Linked DNA regions of Homo sapiens: region 2 is linked to region 1. A link is a loop called in an ENCODE intact Hi-C map of the cell type or tissue named here. Cell type or tissue: Caco-2. All regions are shown on one strand. Each heading gives the region's core, and the rest is flanking DNA. Links, peaks and the distances in the headings are about the cores only. Region 1 holds the start of SCIN (scinderin). Region 2 overlaps SCIN (scinderin).

Evidence for each region. Hi-C counts contacts between places; a loop is a spot of excess contacts. Peaks named below come from ENCODE experiments on the same cell type or tissue, not always from the same donor. Only the 100,000 strongest peaks of a DNase experiment are listed, where the experiment ranks them.
Region 2: it touches region 1 in a loop (2.9-fold over the local background); 6 of 110 quality-filtered maps call a loop at or near these places.

Annotation. Positions count from the first base shown.
Region 1 is chr7:12,568,248-12,573,632 of GRCh38, reverse strand. It overlaps SCIN (scinderin), which reads right to left and starts at 2,913. Exons shown (of 16, transcript NM_001112706.3): 1 at 2,648-2,913. The coding sequence starts at 2,846. It overlaps LOC107986768, which reads left to right. Exons shown (of 3, transcript XR_007060635.1): 3 at 2,252-5,385. In Caco-2, for the core only: no CTCF peak of the experiment used is centred there; DNase peaks (open chromatin) are centred at 2,392 and 2,862; H3K4me3 peaks cover 1,275 bases.
Region 2 is chr7:12,621,288-12,626,672 of GRCh38, reverse strand. It overlaps SCIN (scinderin), which reads right to left. Exons shown (of 16, transcript NM_001112706.3): 5 at 3,780-3,872; 6 at 1,531-1,663; 7 at 823-911; 8 at 1-89. Among named protein-coding and RNA genes, the nearest start is that of SCIN, 53 kb to the right of the region's middle. In Caco-2, for the core only: a CTCF peak has its summit at 2,617; no DNase peak of the experiment used is centred there.

The sequences.
Region 1 (5,385 bases), core at 220-5,219:
AAACTGCTAGGTGCAAAGCTGAAATGTTTTTAAAGAAGGGCTAATGCAATAACATTTAAGTTCTTTGCAATAAATTTTTACTTTCATTACATTTAAGCATATGATGTTAATACATTCAAGCATGTAATGTTAATACAATAAAATAATCTGAGATATGCCAAGTGTTATGGAAACACTGAGGGAGAGACCAAGAAAGACGACTCTCCTGCTCTGTTCTCTCTTGTTCTAGGTCCAACTTCTTCCTGTTTCCCCTTTTTGCCTCCCATTTGGCCTGTTTCTTCATTTCTATGCTATGCACCTTTTTTCATCTCAGTTTAACTTTAGTTTCTCTTTCTTCCGGCTGATTTCCTTTAACCAAATGTTCTTTTCCCCTGGAAGTTCAGCTCTCTCTCCTGTGACTTTCTCTCAATCTGTCTCTCTGATGAATCCTCATGGATTCATCCTAATTTAGGTCTTAGACTACACTATTTTGGATGAAATTCTGTTTTCTTAGGGAACTGAAGTAGGAAGAGCTGTTGGGCAATCCCATCTGAAAGTCCTGTTGACTATTTTACTTGAAGCTTTTTTTCTCTCCATAATTCTCTCTTGACACAAGAACACTTCCAAGTACTCTCATTTTTTTTTTCTCTAAAGGCTTCTGTTTCCCAATAACCACAGAAACTTTGTGCTTTCACAGTAATTATCACATTCTACCTGTGTTATATCACTTTTTGTCTTTTTGCACCTTTGAGGTGATGAACTTTTAGAGAAGTTTCATTAATTATTCATATCCACAAGTGCCTTGTACAGTACTGGCCATATTGAATAATTACTGAATGAATTTGCTTGTTATTAACATGTTATTGACTTCAGTTTTAGCATGTCTTTAAGATTATAAATGTTTCTGCCCAAACCATTTTCTATTATATTTTTGAAATTTATGGGCATCAAGTGGATAATTAAGTAGATAATTAAGTGAATAAGGTGAATCTGTAAACCCTACAAAATATAGTAGTTAAGAGGACAACTTGGATAAAAATGTATAGAATTAAAGAATTGTGTTCAAATCTCCCTTGCGGTCATCTGACAAAGTCAAACTTAACTGCTGTCTACAGTAAGATATGGCATTATTTCACATTTTAATTTACTCAAATGGCAAATGTGGCATTTCAAACACTTTCATTCATGCTAGATTTAAGTTCTGCATGGAAAGTCCTCTGTAAGGACATCATTATTCTATCTGGCATCATTCATTCTTGAACATGGGTTATAAAAGTTTCAGTCTTTTCTGGCAGAAAATACAAATAGATGACTGTGTATTACAACATTATAATAGGAATAACAGCAATGCATCAAGAAGCCAAAATGTGTTCAGAACTCAGGCTGAGCCTTCTCTGCCTCCTCAAGCTAACACAAATTTTTGACTCCAAATGTTATAATTAAAAGTCTTATCTTCATCTACGTATTTTTCATTTCTCATTTCTCAAATGCCTGTTCCAGGTGTTTGCCAATGTTTAGACAGTCACTACTCAATGTTTTCTATTATTTTGTTTCTTAAAATCTTCAAATGTTGGAAATTACAGTGTTGGCTTTCAGGGACTCAAAAATGTGTAAGTGTGTGTGGTTTTGTGTGTTTTCCTCCTAAGCTCAGGGATAAAACTAAACAAACACGAGTACTGGGCAGGCTAGCTAGTTTTAAAAGAAGGCAAAAAGGCTCAGAGAATCGGCATGTTGTTAGACAGGGTGTGCCCACTGGCACAAGACCTCCTGGGGAGAGGCTGGACATTCAGGATGTTTATGAGTAAAAGTAGAAGGTGGAAAAAGAACACACAAGGCCCAGTGTCCTGACAGCCTGGCACGAACGCAGCTCAAAATAATTACTACTGCTGAAGGAGCCGTTTCTGTTCCATCTTGTGTCCTTGCTAAAATAAATAATAAATAATAACAATAAAGCAGTCTACATAAATATATGAAATACCCATATAGAGCTATTTATTTGTATATAAAATATCTGTATTTTTTTCTTACTTCTATCTGAGGACGCCAGCTTCCGAATGAAGCGGAGTTTTTGTCTACCAGACCCACAAGCAGCATGGTGCGGGTAGAATCCTGTTTTAAAGAAGCCCAGAACAATAATTCCCGCAATCATAGAGAAAATAAGCCAGTGCCCGAAAGCAACAAATAAAAATAATGTGTGAAGAAAAAGAAAAGGACTTCTTCCTAGCGGCGGCAGATGCCCCCAGACTTTATGACTTCCTCTCCATCCCGACAGGGAAAGCAGGACTGAGTTTGTCGGAAGGTGAGCGGGGCTTGGCCAGAGACGGTGTGCGCTGAGGCAGCGGCCCTGGACAAGAGTGGCGTTTGGATACTTGACGGTGAAAGGGGAAGAAGCCAGTCACCAGCTCCAAAGTCCAGGAACTACACCTGGCAAAGGTCAAAGCCTGCGAGGTAAGTCAATTGCGGACAACGCCTGAGCCCCGCGTTTGCAGCCGGCGAGTTGACTTCGGTAGGGAGAAAGTGGCCGGCCCCAAAGGGCAGCCCCGTGGGGGCGCGAGTGGCTAGCTCAGTTTGCGGTCCCCTTTACTCCCACGCCTGCAAATCTCAGACCCCTACGCCCTCCCCTCGCCGGCCTTGGTGCGTCGGGGTCCCGCCGCCCGCCGTCCCTTACCGAGCCAGAAGTGCAGGTGGTAGGTGAAGCCTCGGCTCGTCTTGGCCGTGTGCAGCACCAGGTAGGCATCCCCGACGTAGAAGTCGCCGTGAGCGCTCTGGGGCACGGGCACCAGCTCCAGCTTCTCAATCCTCCAGACCTGCAGCCCCGCCTGCTTGCCCGCCCGGGCGAACTCTTCGTGGTATAGCTCCCGCGCCATGGCTCCTGCACGCGATGCTCCGGGGGACGCGTGATATCGCTGATCTTGGACTAAACCGAGAGCAGCAGGAGGAACCTTATTCGCCGCCACTTTATAGTGTTTGCCATCCGGGGAGGCGGCGCCCTGAAACGGGAGGGGCTAAGTGCCCAGGCGCGAGTTGACAGAGGAGACGATCGCTTCCCACGGGGAGCGCAGCGCTGGCTTCCAAGCTCCCACGCCTTGCCCCAGGCCAGGAGCGGAATCGGCGTCCCAGAAGTCTTGAGATTCAGAGGGAGTTTATAGTAACTCGTGCCAATGCCTCCTCCAAGGAAAGACATTTTCTCTAGCAATAGACGAAGAACATTAACGGTTAAAACTGCTTGGCACTCCTTTGTGCATACCCATCACTACCGTCCTGCATATTTCCCCTTCTCTCGCTAATCCTCTTATTTCTGGATCTCAGTTGTGCCTGGCAGGAGGGGTGAGGTGAGGAAAGAGCGCGCCAGCCCTGCAGAGTTGAGTCAGCGTTTACTCGGGTGGAGCAATACCTGTTCTTTCTGGCCCTCTAGAATAATTCTTAGAACAAGGCTTCCTCTGCTAATAGCAACACCTGCCGTTAGGCAGCAGAGGAGTGTGCCACATTAGCATGCTGGAATAATTTTAATACATCCTTCTTTAAAAAATGGGCTTTTTGAGTAACAAGCATCCTAATGATCAATTCTGTCATTTCATTGGGCAATCTCTGCATTCCTGACGACCAAAGTTTCTGTCTCGATCTTCCAGTTTGAAAATACCATGAAAAACAGCATGTCAGATTTCTTGGACAGGAAGAAAACCTGGAAGAATGGCAGTATTACCCCAGGTGACAGAGCTCTGTAAATCTCAGAGTTCAGGAGCTGTGGTTGAGCTCTCTTAACACCTGCTTCCTTTGGCCAAGAAAGATGAAAACAACAACAAAAACCCAGCAGCCGCCGTCCTGAGATGTTCTCTGCAGGGCTGTTTGTGGCTGTAATTTTATGCTTGGCCGGACTTCTGGGTTACCTGTTACCTAGCTTCAAGGTGATAATTTTCTTTGTTTTACCTACAGGTTTTGCTTTTGCAGCATGGCTAAAACACTATGGAATACAGATGGAAATTTTACTCTTGATTTGGCATTCATTTAACAAGCTGGTATAGCAAAGGATTCTGTTACTGAAAAAGGCAAATCACTCAGGATGTATAGAGTAAGAAAGCTGAATTTCATGCATGTAAAATTGTTTTCATTCAATTTCTCAAATTACATGAATCCCTGGAAGGTCAATAATAATGCAAAATTAGATTTTTTTCCTTAATTAAATTATGTTTTTAATAGGTTATTACATGACCATGGTAAAAAAATTAAAAGTACAAAATGTGTGCAATAAAAAATTATCTCCATTTCACCCTGCCACCCAGTTGCTTTCCCCAAAGGCAATTACGTTACCAGTTTCTTATGTATTTTTCCAGGCACTCAAATTTTGTCAACAAGAATATAGGTAATGTAGTTATTTTAAATTTTTAACAGAAAATGTAACATATAACCTTTTCGAATCCCCCCCCGTGTGTGTGTGTGTGTGTGTGTGTGTGTGTGTGTGTGTGTGTGTGTCTGTGTATCAACACACAGTACTCATAGAGCTACCGGTTTTTACTGACCATATGGTATTCCACTTTATAAACATACTAATTTATTTTGTCTATCTCAGTTCATAGTGTAGGGGCCAAGGGAAAACTTCCCCTCTACCCTCTGAAGTTTCACTGAAAAATCAAGTCACAAAAGGCAGATTAACAGGACAAATGGCATACAAATTTATCAGCGGGCATGGGGGAGAATCACAGAGTGATTGGCCAATATCCCAATGAGGTACAGAGGGTTGTACCTCCTTATTAGAGGAAAGGCAGATGGGTGATGTATGGGTGATTTGGGGGGTTAGAAAATGATTTTTAGGGGAATTCAATGTGTTTGAAGAACATACAGTGGCCTGAGACAAAGTATGTTAAGCCTGCAGAGCTCTCCGTGTGTGTTGACAGACTTCAGTCTTTCTTTCTGCAATATGAGTTCAGTTTGTGGAAAGTCAGGGAAGAGACCAGAGGTAACTGTTTTCTTCTTTGGCAAGTCGAGACTTTAGGCAGATAAGGGAACTTCAGAGAATACCTTCATTCTGTGCTTTGGGAAAGAGAGGATTGGTGAAGGAAGGTCAAAGAAAACTTAAGCCTTCTTCATTTCAGCATGTCAAAGTGTCACATTTTGTGGTATTGGTTTCTGAGCCCCAACACTAGGCATTTAAATTTTGTGTATATTTTGCCAATACAGTGTTACAAATAGCATATTGAACATACTTTATTATGCATTCGCAGTATTATAATTGAGATAAAACCCTGGAAATATAATTGGTTGGGATTAAATAGCTTTTATGTAGTGACGATAATTATGAAACCAATTACTACCACTTACTGATCTTTGACAATAACAGGCTATAGTACACATTACCTTGATTCAATTCCTGCTTTCATCCTTAGTTCTGAGACTTTCAGGAAGTTACTT
Region 2 (5,385 bases), core at 203-5,202, 53 kb before region 1:
CCGAAGCCATCACTCTGATCTTTATCTCTCCAGTCCTTAAAAAACTGTTTGAAGATTGGTGTTTCACCTCCTTCTGGAAGAACTTGAATCTGAAATTTAAAATAATAATAATAGTAAACAGGAAAATAAGAAATTAAGGGAAAATATGAATCTGGCAGTGGAGACAAAAGTAAGGAAATGGAAAATTATCCTGGTTTAGCTATCAAGCTCATATAATCCAAAATTGCTTTTTCTCACAACTAAAGTAATTGCCGCTGAATTTGAATATTTGAGAGAAGAATCAAGTTCTTTAATATGTTACCCCTGCAGTAAAATAAGTTTGTCTTTCTACATAAGGTTCACAAGAGCTCTGTGACCTGGAAGAAATGATCTCATTGTGTTCCTTGTGCAGGGACATAAAAATGAGGAGAGTAGATGAGGCTGAGAGATTCGGAAAGGAAAGGAGTAACTAGCCAGGGTCTAAATTGATTTCGATGAAGACAAATATCATCTGGGTTTCAGGCCAAGTCTGCACAACTTGCTCTAAGGAATAATAACTCTTAAGTGCTCTTAGCTAAACCTACTGTGGTTTACTATCTTGAATTAAAGGCTGTGGAGGAAGTGAATGGGCAGCTCTATGGAAAGTCTGATGTGCAGTTTCTAAAAAATTCTAACCCCCACGCAGATAAAGAAGAGGGACACCAGATTGCAGCAGACAGGCAGGTGGAGAATCACTTCACATACAGACGTTACTTTGACCCAAACTTTTTCATGAGTTTCGTGGAGATGTCATGAGCTCCAATGTTTTCTATTTTTTTCTAGCCAGTTCAGTTTCACACATACTTGGGTATTCTTGGAATAATTCATTTGCTGTAGAAATTCTTCAGCTGTCTTCATTGCAGCCTTCCTCTCTTGGGGATTAGCATCTTTACCTAAAATACAAGGTAAATTAAAGAGAAAGAACTTCAGAGAAGGAAGACATTCTATGATTAAGAAATACTTGTGTACCATAATAAACATGATTATAATTGAAGTTAAATACAGCAGTGAAAGAATAGCAAAATTGGCCGGGTGCGGTGGCTCACGCCTGTAATCCTAGCACTTTGGGAAGCCAAGGCAGGTGGATCATGAGGTCAAGAGATCGAGACCATCCTGGCTAACACGGTGAAAGCCCATCTCCACAAAAAATACAAAAAAATTAGCTGGGCGTGGTGGCGGGCTGCACTCCAGCCTGGGCGACGGAAAAAAAAAAAAAAAAAAAAGAATAGCAAAAATTTCCTGGTATATTAAGTGTATTTAACAATACAGGAAAAAACGTTATTTGTAAAACAATTCTTTTTATATTGCCCAAATGCTTTTTTTTTAACTCCATAATCCCTGGTATATGATGTTGGTAGGAGGAAAATGGCTGCATTTTATGTGAGACATTTATAGATCATGTCTTAATTAAAAGGTGGGCTTTTTTTTAAAATCAAAAAATATATTTTATTTACCCTTATAGAGGAAATATCTATAAATCTGAAATACAGCATCGTCAATGGAATTTTTTACCTTTCCATACGAAAATTTGTTTGGCAGCCCCGTGGTCCAAAATAAAGCATTCTTCAGACAGCAGCATTGCCATTGAGAAGGGGTTTTCTTCTGCCACCACAGTCACTCTCATGGAGCCACTTGCATCTGAAACCTAATATAAAAACCATGACCTCCATGTTTTCATTTGGGGATGATAAGGATGTTCTATAATTAGATTATGGTAATGGTTGTACAACTCGGTAAATGTCATCAAATAAAAAGCATTGAATTGTACACTTTAAATGCAAGAATTTTATGGTGTATAAATTATATCTCAATAAAACTGTTTCAAAGAAAATGAAAAGAATCCACAAGACTAATTATACTCTAATTTTTTTGAAAGTCCTTTGGGGTAAAGGAACTACAAATAAAAAGTTAAGTTTTGACACTGTGCCTAAAACATCAGAAAAGAATAGTGATAATAATAATGGCTGAGGTCTATTCAGATGCTCTTATGTACTAAGCATCATGTAATTAACTTTCCATGATTATTTCTTGTACATTTTAGAGTAATCTTTTCAAGTAGGTAATAATCTTAAAATCATTACATACACACAAGATGAAGTTTAAACAATCACTCAGTCAACATTTACTGTCTACCATATACCAGTCGCTTTGTTAAGGAGGATATTGATATAGTTTATGCACAAAGATTTTTTCAACATAGGTCCTGCAATTTAAGTAAACTTTGTATAAATTATCAAAGTAAATTTCTTCTGTCACATTTAGAAATGACTACAGACTATTAAAACAAATTTTTAAGTGGTCTTACAAAATTGAAAGTGATATTCATGTGCAGGTTAGGATTTACTGGTTTTCAATGGCCAGCTTGTATGCTACAGTTTAGTTACCTATTATACAGATTCCAGAGCCCTCCCTAGATTAGTGGAGTTTTGCAGGACCAGGGTGGAGTCTGAATTCTGTAGTTTTGAAAATGCCCCAGGTGATTTTGCTTGCCAGCCTTGTTAAGAAACCCGAATTATTTTCAAAGGAACTTTATACTTTATATCCATGTAATACAGCATAGCTCCACTAGAGGAAGCTATGACTCAGGATGAATATTTTCCCATTTAAAAATACTTCTTTAGTTCATAATGCTGTCCAGGAGGGAGAACAGTTTTGGTTGATGATGTGAAATAAAAGATATCTGTTAGGCTGTTGAAAATGAGTTTTAGAAATAGTAATTTTTAAAAGCAGTCACAAAATATTTAGCTAACACTTTCTGTATGGCTCATATTAAAATTACCAGTATTTAGCAGAAATGGTAACCATATTTCCTTTTGCATCTAGAAGAAAAAAAATCCACTTATTCATTATGAAAAGGAAATTACGCTAAACAAGTTATTAATTTGGTCTTCATGTAAAATCACAGAGTTTCGGAGCCAAAAATCCCTTAAAGAGCAGCAAATATAGTTTCTTTCTGTTACAGATGAGAAAACTACTAAATTCTGCATGGAGATTTACGATCTGCTCCAAATCACACGCTTAGAAAGTTGCAAGGGGAGGGAACACTGGAAGAATACCACTGTAGCAACCTCCTTAACTGGAGTGTCTTGCAGTTTTTGTTACCCTCAACAGAAAAAACAAACAAACAAAGAATAAAAAAAACTATAGAGTTGGAAGGAACCTACTTTCTTTGTTGTGTGTGCATAAGAATACTTAGACCCAGAGTGGTTATGTCCTGTGCAAAGTCATGCTCCTAATCATGTGCTATAGAGCTGATATGGAAGTAGGTAGGTTAATGCCTGGAACAGAACTGTTTTTACCCTGTTTCCCTCCAGCTGTTTCATTTGGTAGCTCAGCCCTCCTGTAACAAAGAACTCCTTCATTATGGCTAAAGACAATGTTTTAAATAGGGTGAAGACTTTACATTCTTATCAAGAATTTATAAGAAAAAGCTGATAAAATATTTTTACTCCATAAAGGAAACATTGTATTGAGTATTATATATCAAAAGATCGTTGCAAACTAGTACAGCAACAATATATAATTTTATGAAGTCACAGCAATAAGTTCACATATTTGTTGTTTTTCATAAAAATAACAAAAAGTATTAAAACTTAATTAAAAAAACATACAAGAGCAAAGAACTGATTCTATCTACACATTGCTCTTGGAGAGCAATGAGGAGAGTTCTCAACTGCAGCAACGGGAATCCCGCCCAATACAGGCCTCCCTAGCTACATCCAGTACTGTTGAAACAATAAATTTGGTTACAGTGAACTCACCATGTATAGTTTAGCCATTTTCCTGTTACTTATGTCTGCTATAATGTCATCATCATCACCTCCATCTGGAAGCTCTGGCTTTTCCCCTAAGACCTGGAAAAAAGTGAGCAGTGGATGCAAAGATAAAGATCTCCCATTGAAGGATGCAGAGTTAGAAAAATACACTTATAAAGACATGGATTATAAAATATTTGCAATTAAAATGACCAGGCTCAAACACTTCTCATCAATGCATACAAGGTAGTCCTTTTCATATAGGCCAAATCAATCAATTGCATTAAGTAAACAAGCACTGAGGTTGCTTGTTTGCAACCTCAAACAATGAATTTCAAGAAAGGAAAATCCCTAATTTGAGAGCCTAGGTGTCCATATTACTGAAAGCTAGAAGGAATTAATTAAAATTTGAGCTCTATGTTCAGCTCTGCAGCAGAATTTCTTCTATGACCTCTGCTTCTAGAAATAATCTCTCAGTTTTATGAGTTTATTATAATAAAGATTTGAATCAAAATTACTATTTGGAGGTAAAATACTACTATAATTATTGACATATAGGATGAAGTGCAAGCTCTTGATCACCCAAATCATGCTTCGTTTTCTGCTGTATCCTTGGCACTTGGAACAGTTCTTGGGACATAGTATACGCAGAGTAAGTGTTTGTCAAAATAATGAATAAATGAATTTATCTATTCTGTGCATATGTGATGCAATCCAAAAGTCCAAAAAAGTGTTTGGTAGAAAATACATTTGAATCTGCTTTGAATTTCTTTATATTAAAATAAAAAATATGTCTATGAGTACCTTAATTAATTTATTAATTAACACAAACAGCATAGAATGTCAAGGACAGGAATCAAATATAAACTTATTTTAAATAATTTAATTTTTATAATATAGATATAAATTCAAGTTTAGAAAATGCAAAGATGTTCATTTAGATACAACAAATATTTAACACACAATAAGTTCCTTACATAATGTGTTTTATATTCGCTATTCCTTACAATATATTGCATAAAAATGTGTACTGCAAAATACCAGAAAACAATAAAAATGTACTTTAATCCTTGCATGAGTGTAAGTACACTCTCAAATTTAGAGATGCATCAGAGAACTTATGTCCTCTGGGAACATACCTATCTTTTTATTTGTACTGTGATCAATAAAATGTTTTAGATACTGTACATGCTAAATGATTGTAATGCAGTTTTTCTTTTTTTGCTAAAAATAGAATCAAGCAAAAAAAAAAAAAAAAAAAACTAAAACACTTGTGACCAAAAGCTTTTTAAAAAAACACTTTTGCTAGAAGTATGTATAGCTTGTAAGAGCCATCAAAGATCTCCTCACATATACTTTTCTAATTCTCCTCCAACTAAGACCATAGTTAGGAATAAACAGTTTGTGTTAAGGGCATATCTAATATTAGGAAACCTCCCAGTGGGCGGACCCAGTCTGGGATTTGAGGCACACTCTAACTCTTAATTTTCAGACCACAATTCCCATATTAGCCAGGCATCTTAATTAGCTTCTCAAAGGACTGCAGCATAGTTGGGAATTGAACCCAAGGGATTTAGCAAAAACAGGCTTAACTCCAGAGGTAGAGAGATGC